2 separate regions of the Homo sapiens genome follow, and region 2 is linked to region 1. Evidence: chromatin contacts called from ENCODE Hi-C or POLR2A ChIA-PET data. All regions are on one chromosome and are shown on one strand. Each heading gives the region's core, a stretch centred on a gene start or an enhancer-like site at or near the end of the contact. The rest is flanking DNA. Distances are from core to core; before and after follow the strand shown. Region 1 overlaps ERICH3 (glutamate rich 3). Region 2 has its middle 20 kb from the start of ERICH3.

Region 1 (3,769 bases), core at 995-3,494:
GAATTTTTATTTAAAAGGTTTCTATCTCTGTAGTGGAGAATTGGGTGGATTATATTTCTCTGTGAATATTTCACCATTCACATTTTTCCATCATTATACTTAGCATACTGTATCCCTCACATTAGCAAGACCTGATGAGTGCTCTTCACTATGATTCGTTACATATTAGCAGGAATAAGCCTTAGGTTATATGGTCTTTGGCAAGTGATTTAAACTAAGGCTTGTTTTTCTCATCTACAAAATGGGGATGATCATATCTTCTATTATGGACTGCATGTCTGTGTCTCCCCAAAATTCATATGTTGAAACCCTAATCCCCAATGTGATAGTATTTGGAGATGAGGCCTTTGGGAGGTAATCAGATCATGAGGGATTGGTGCCCTTATAAGAAGAGACACAAGAGAGCTTGCTTCTCTCTCTGTTCTCTCCCATATGAGGACACGATGAGAAGACTGTCATCTGTAAACAAGGGAGAGGGTCTTCTTCAAGAACCTAAACATGTTGGTACCCTGATCTTAGACTTCCAGCCTCCAAAAATAGTGTTTGTTTAAGCTACCTAGGCTATGGTATTCTGTTAGAGCAGCCCCAAAGAAACTAAGAGAAACAGTAGGATATACATATCCTACTGTAGGATATACATATATACATACATATATATATATACACATATCCTACAGTAGGATATACATATATACTGTTGGTACTAACAGTAGGATATACATATCTAAAAATGTGGAAGTGGCTTTGGAACTAAATAATAGGTGGAGGCTGGAAGAGCTCTGAGGTGCATGCTAGAAAAAGCCTAGATTGCCATGAGGCAATTTTTAAAGGTGATTCTTGTGAGGACTCAGAAACGAGAGAAAACCTCCATCTTCTTAGAGACTACATAAACAATAATAAACAGAATATTGGTGGAAATACAGATGGTAAAGGTCATTTTAATGAGGTTTCAAATGGAAATGAGGAACATGTTATTTGAAATGGGAGAAAAGGCAATCTTATAATAAATTGACAAAGAATTGGCTGAACTGTGTTCGTATACTAGTGTTTTTGAAAGGCAGAAAAATTGAGGCAGAGGGTCACTTGTTCACAGTTATGGAGCCAGTAATGGTGGAGCCAGAATTGAACTGAAGCTAGAGTTGGCATTTCTCTATCTCTTTTCATCCCCAAAGGTAATGTAGACAGTGTGGGGATGGGTAGTACAGGGAGAGATGAGGGTAGAGTTACAGGGTGCTTCAGGCCAGAAGAAATAACATTATCAATGTGATCCATAAAGAAATATTGCCTTAGGTTTTCCTAAAACTGACTCACATTAAGCAATAATCTTGTTTTGGAGCTTTTCCACTTTAGTAAGATAAAAGAGCTGTAATAGTTAGATATTGTTCATATTACATGGGTCTAAAACAACTAGATGAGACTATGTATGTGAGAGTGCTTTGTAATCTGCAAAATGGAATATGGATATTACACTCCTTCCCCAGCTCAGGATTCAGTGCCTGACATGGAGATACTTGGTAATTAATTAGCTTATGATACGGGAAGAACTCTCTCTCTCTCTTTCTCCTCTCTCTCTCTTTCTCCTCTCTCTCTCTCTCTCTCGTTCTCTCTCTCTCTCACATACATACCCAGACACAGACACACACACACGTGCACACACAGTGTGTATCTAGTGTGTGCATCTCCCCACTAGATTGGGAGCTCCATGAGTGCAGTGTCTGTGCCATCTCTGTGTCCCTAATGCCTTACAGAATAACCTAAAATTAGTCATTAAACAATAAGCTTTTGTGATTTAAAAAAACTATTATAGTGCCTTTCCTTTTAGCTGGGATTTTTATATGGTAGACTATCTCTCTTTGGGATCAGGAGAAGGGATTGTTATGAATCACTGACTTTACTACAGAGCCACATTTATATATTACATGGTGGGAGGCAGGGTTAGAGGGTTAAGTGCTGAAAGGCCGCAGCTGGGAAGGTAGCACCCCGGTGACTCAGCTTTGGCTCCTCTAAACTTCAGGCCCTGAAGGATGTGGTGTGTGCACTGAAGTGAGGGAAACAGGAACCAGCATGGAGACAAGGTTGCTCTGTTTCCTCGGAGACTGTTTTCCCCAGTGCATTGAGCCAGGAAGTGGGTTTTTCCCCCACCTAGTGACCAGGGGATGGGTAGATAGTCTTGTTCATCACATAAAGAAACAAACGTGTTAGACTGGTCTGGCCAGTGACTTGTGGGTCTTGGCATGACAACATAGCCTGCGAGTAATATGGTCACAATGCCCTGGTGCTTGCTGTGACCAACGGAATCGATGAAAAGGGTGCAGTGGAGGATCACAGGCCTGAAGCAGCACGACCAGGAAGTCTAGTGTTGACACTGGATGCAGAGTGTAACATACAAGCTGCAACACAATCACCAAGCCCAGAGCAAGGTGACCTTAGTCAGCCCAGGGTTATGCCATGAGCAAGAAAGAAAAAAAAAAAAGAAAAGAAAAGTGAAGGGAGTAAGTAGCACTGAACGCAGAGGAAAAGGGTGGAATTTCAGAAAAGCTCTGCTAACCTGAGTTTGTGTTGGTCAGTGAGCTCTTGTAACTGGGTAAATGTGAAAATGGGCTACAAGCGCATATCAAGTACAGGTGAAAAGGACCAGAACAGAGAGGATCAGCCAGACCACAGTGTAGCTGACACTGGCCCACGCAGCATTTGACCATCTCCCTGGAAAGGAGTCTTGATGGTCAGAAAGATGGTCACATGTATATGCATGCAGTGGAAATGCTTGAATTGACCATTTTACCAAATCTGTATATAATTTACTTTAGAGCAATTTCTTGATATCAAACAATTTAGTAATGTAAAGTTTCAGTTAAAAAAATTCCAGCATTGTCTAAAAATGAAATAACTGAGCCGGTTATTATTCAGCTGTCCTACCAAGCTAGTCATATGGTGATAGTTGTGGAAGGAGTTGCTTACAAGTGGTATCCCAAGCAAGAACCCACATTTATTCCTAAATAGGAAAAGATGATGTGTAAAAAGGTTTCAACCCAACTGGACCTGCTTGACGATTTGTAAGCCTGGACAGGCATCGTGCACACATTTGTTAGTAGAAGCCCGAGAGAGCAGAATTAAAATCAGGTGCTACCAAAGCTGGCTAAGCAATTGTTATTAGGATCTAAATATTAAAGAAGTTACAGAGCCTGAATTAAGGAAGGGGATAATTTATCAGTCAATAGGGAAGTTGAGGTTTATGTGATCCCAACTTTTTGACCCCCACTTCATTTAATCGGGTTTTAGCACTCCCAGCTATTCCAAAATTATTGATTTTTTTAAGAAAAAACTTGAGCCTGAAAAACAGACAAAAGACTATATATGATATCACTCTAATGATTTATCTTAAGAATCTGTGAACTGTGGAATCATGATTGTTAGGACTGAGAGACACCTGCTCACCTTTCTGAAATGAGGAGCTGAAAAGATATTCTGAGATTTAGAAAGGGTAAGGTATACAATGTTGACCTTTTGGAGACAGGAAACCTTTGATGAACTATAGGACACCAAGGCAGTTCATTTAAAAGATGGTTTCAAAGCATTATCCGGAGCTGGTTTTCTATGTGCCTTACTGAAGCTCTTGGGTTGTCTTTTTACATAAACCTAGGGAAATAATGGCTTTTGCAGTTGTTCATATGTCTGCAACCCTCATGTGGCACCTTGGTTTCTAAGCTTTGTAACTGCTTTTCAGTCTCTTTTGAGGATGAAATTAAACTTTTCTTACTGTTTGGCAGCA
Region 2 (3,276 bases), core at 641-3,140, 41 kb before region 1:
ATGAGATCATGTCCTTTGCAGGGACATGGATGGAGCTGGAGGCCATTATCCTTAGCAAACTAACATAAGATCAGAAAACCAAATACCACACGTTCTCCCTTATAAGTGGGAGTTAATAATAAGAACACATGGACACAGAGGGGAACAACACACACTGGGGCTTGTCAGAGTATGGAGGGTGGGAGGAGGGAGAGGGTCAGAAAAAATAATGGGAACTAGGCTCAATACCTGGGCAATGAAATAATCTGTACAACAAACCTGTAGGACATAAGTTTACCTATGTAACAAACCTGCACATATACCCCTGAACTTTAAATAAAAGTTAATATATTTGTGTATGTATGTGTGTGTATATATATACATACATATGTATGTATACACATTTAATCTGAAATTTAAATTGTATCACAGAAGAACACACAGAGGTGTATATATACATGTTTGTACATTAACTGTAAAGTAGAAATTTGACATTTGACATTTGGATCAAGTATGAAAAAGCTGGTTTTATGTGCAATCAAAGCTTAGCTCTGGGCACCTGCCATCTTACTTCAAAGTAAAGCTTATTTTTGATTATTCAGAGAAAAAAAGGAATTAAAAAATAAGTAAAACCAATCTATTAAAAATTATTTTTGTTTATTATTTTATTTAGGTGAAACAAGAATCTACTTCTTTTACCCTTTTTCAATTTTTTACCTTTAAAACTTTTAACAGCCTAACTCACATTCTAAATACTGAAAGTGCATAACATAGGTCAGTGTTAATTTTTTAAATGTCAATTCAACTTAGTAGAAAAAAGCAATTGATGTGTTTCAGTAATAACTTCCACTTGTTTTAACTTGTTATGTTAGCACTTGCAATTCTGTTTAATTGGCATGTAATTTAATTGCCACATAAGTTATTTAATTATATACTACAAATGGGAAAAGTTGTTTATAGGCAATCATATCTCTTTTGTTAAAATCTGGAATACTAGATGTTCGTCAGTCTTGTGCTTATAGGTAATTCCTTCATGCTGATTATTTGCATTGCCTGATTGAGTTATATCACATATTAACTCATTCTGTCATTGTTTCTAGAGGGGTGTATATTTATATTTTAGTAACAAATTCAGACAGTTAAATTTCAATCTACTTTATTATTAAAGACAAAGGCACTAAGACCTGTGTTTCTCTCTTCATGGAAATTACAATATCACAATAATTCACAGATGTTATTTCTTCAGGCCAGGATGCCTTACTCTCTCTCCTTTCTTTGCCTAATTTCAGTATATTACTTTTGAAGGTTTACCGTAGGTGTTACTTTTACTTAGAAGGCTTTTCTGACCTCACTAATGATCAGGTGGCTTTTCTCTGTGTTCCTTTCAGTACCGTAACAATATAGGATGAGACAGAACTAGGGTATAGTCTTTATTTTTCAGTAGTGTGGCAACCTTGGACTCTAGCAGGATATCCTTGGAAAGCCTCAGGTTTTTTTGGTTGTAAATCAGGGATAATAGTTACTTATTTGATTGTTATGAAAGATATATTAAACAAACCTTATTATGTTTTTGCCTGATGCCTGGCACATAGAAAAGATTTGAAAAATCTAGCCGCCTTCTACTTAATGTTCAATAAATAAAGATTGAATGAATTAATGGATTACAATTATTTATTGACATTTGACTCCCACTGTTCTGTTCATTTATTCAGGAATGGGTCTGTGATCTTTTGCCTCACATAAGATAGAAAATAGTACTTTCCTCATAGTAAGTGGTTGACAAGTTGTAAAAACCTTTTGCTTTTCCATCTGACTAAATCTTCCATAAATGTTTCAAGTAAATATTACTCATTTAACAAGTATTTGTTAAACCCTTACTCTGAGCCAGACATTGTTCTGCAGGTAGGTTATACTTCAGTGACAAATACTCTGGTTTCATGGAATTTGCATTTCAATGGAGAAAGACTGACAATAAGCAGATAGACAGGCAAGTACACTGTCCAGCGACGAGAAGAGCTACAAAGAAACATGAAATAGAGCAAGGGGTCAAGAGAATATCAGGAGCAGTTGCTATTTTTATGCAGCATAGTCAGGAAAGATGATATTTGAACAGGAGACCTAAAGGAAATGAGGAAGTCAGTCCTGTGGACAGATATCCGGATACAGAGCTTTCCAGGCAGAAGGAATAACAAGTATAAGAAATCTGCTTTGGGAGGCCGAGGCGGGCGGAACACAAGGTCAGGAGATCGAGACCATCCTGGCTAAGACGGTGAAACCCCGTCTCTACTAAAAACATAAAAAATTAGCCGGGCATGGTGGTGGGCACCTGTAGTCCCAGCTACTCGGGAGGCTGAGGCGGGAGAATGGCGTGAACCCAGGAGGCGGAGCTTGCAGTGAGCCGAGATCGCGCCACTGCACTCCAGCCTAGGCGAGAGAGTGAGACTCCATCTCAAAAAAAAAAAAAAAAGAAATCTGCACTTGTGTCTCTTAAATATATAACAATTTTTAAAAACTTTAAAAGAAACTTTGGCATTCTAGCATTCGCTATACAGGGTGGCAGGCTAAGATGCTCCAGTAGATGCTGAGACCCAGTAAGTGGCAATCCACTCAAACCACTCACTATTCATCACTGGCAGTCATAGGAGGGTATTCAGGAAATACACAATCTAAGCTGGGTTTTAACAAGACCACTCTGGCTGCTGTGTAGGGAACAGACAATGGAAGACCACTTAGAGGCCACTGCAATAATCCAGTGAAAGATGATGGGGCTTTGGTGTAATCTTGTGTTTGAAAGAAATATCATAATCTAGCCCAACTCAGTCATTAAGCTGATGACATTAATTCATTCATTCAACAGTTTATGTATCTTGTAATATAACACATTGTATCTGTAATTCTTAAGGAGATATACCTGTGTGGTCTTATTCAAAACGGAGTAAACATTTCTGTAAAACCAATAGTGAAATTTGTATGGCTATATGAAATAAAGTTTAATTTTAAACCATCTTTCCAATGATGATTACCTACATTGAAAAATTCAAATATACTTAAAATAGTTTTCTTTCATTTTTTAACATCACAAGATAAACTAGTTTATCTCATATTTTCATCCACTTGGCTACATGTAAAGCATGTCCAAACTTGTAGGAGGCTGAATTATAGACAATTACCCCTTGCAGGTTTGATATAGGACACTTGTACATTGGCAATACTGCTTATTTACATGACCCTCATGGAAGCTCATTATTTTGTAGATCAGGATGTGGTAATCATTCCAATGAAGAAATCAATATTACG

What was found. Hi-C counts contacts between places; a loop is a spot of excess contacts on that map. ChIA-PET counts read pairs that join two places held with the same protein, here RNA polymerase II (POLR2A). Pooled maps may share reads with other maps.
Region 2: a loop to region 1 is called in a map of PC-3, with 6 times the contacts of the local background. The contact joins two enhancer-like sites. A Hi-C loop is called at or near these places in 3 of 168 maps with a recorded cell type or tissue (MCF 10A, PC-3 and PC-9), 13 of 37 single-sample maps with no recorded cell type and 8 of 50 pooled maps. POLR2A ChIA-PET finds 5 or more read pairs at or near these places in 3 of 52 experiments (activated B cell and activated T-cell).

The regions. Positions count from the first base shown.
Region 1 is chr1:74,651,251-74,655,019 of GRCh38, reverse strand. All of the region lies in intron 1 of ERICH3 (glutamate rich 3), which reads left to right. Among named protein-coding and RNA genes, the nearest start is that of ERICH3, 21 kb to the left of the region's middle. Within about 2 kb of position 2,244, at least 4 of the 41 ENCODE cell types and tissues checked have a DNase peak (open chromatin) inside an H3K27ac peak, as active enhancers do; they include PC-3 and PC-9, where a contact is called at or near this core.
Region 2 is chr1:74,692,270-74,695,545 of GRCh38, reverse strand. No RefSeq gene overlaps it. Among named protein-coding and RNA genes, the nearest start is that of ERICH3, 20 kb to the right of the region's middle. Within about 2 kb of position 1,890, at least 2 of the 41 ENCODE cell types and tissues checked have a DNase peak (open chromatin) inside an H3K27ac peak, as active enhancers do; they include PC-3 and PC-9, where a contact is called at or near this core.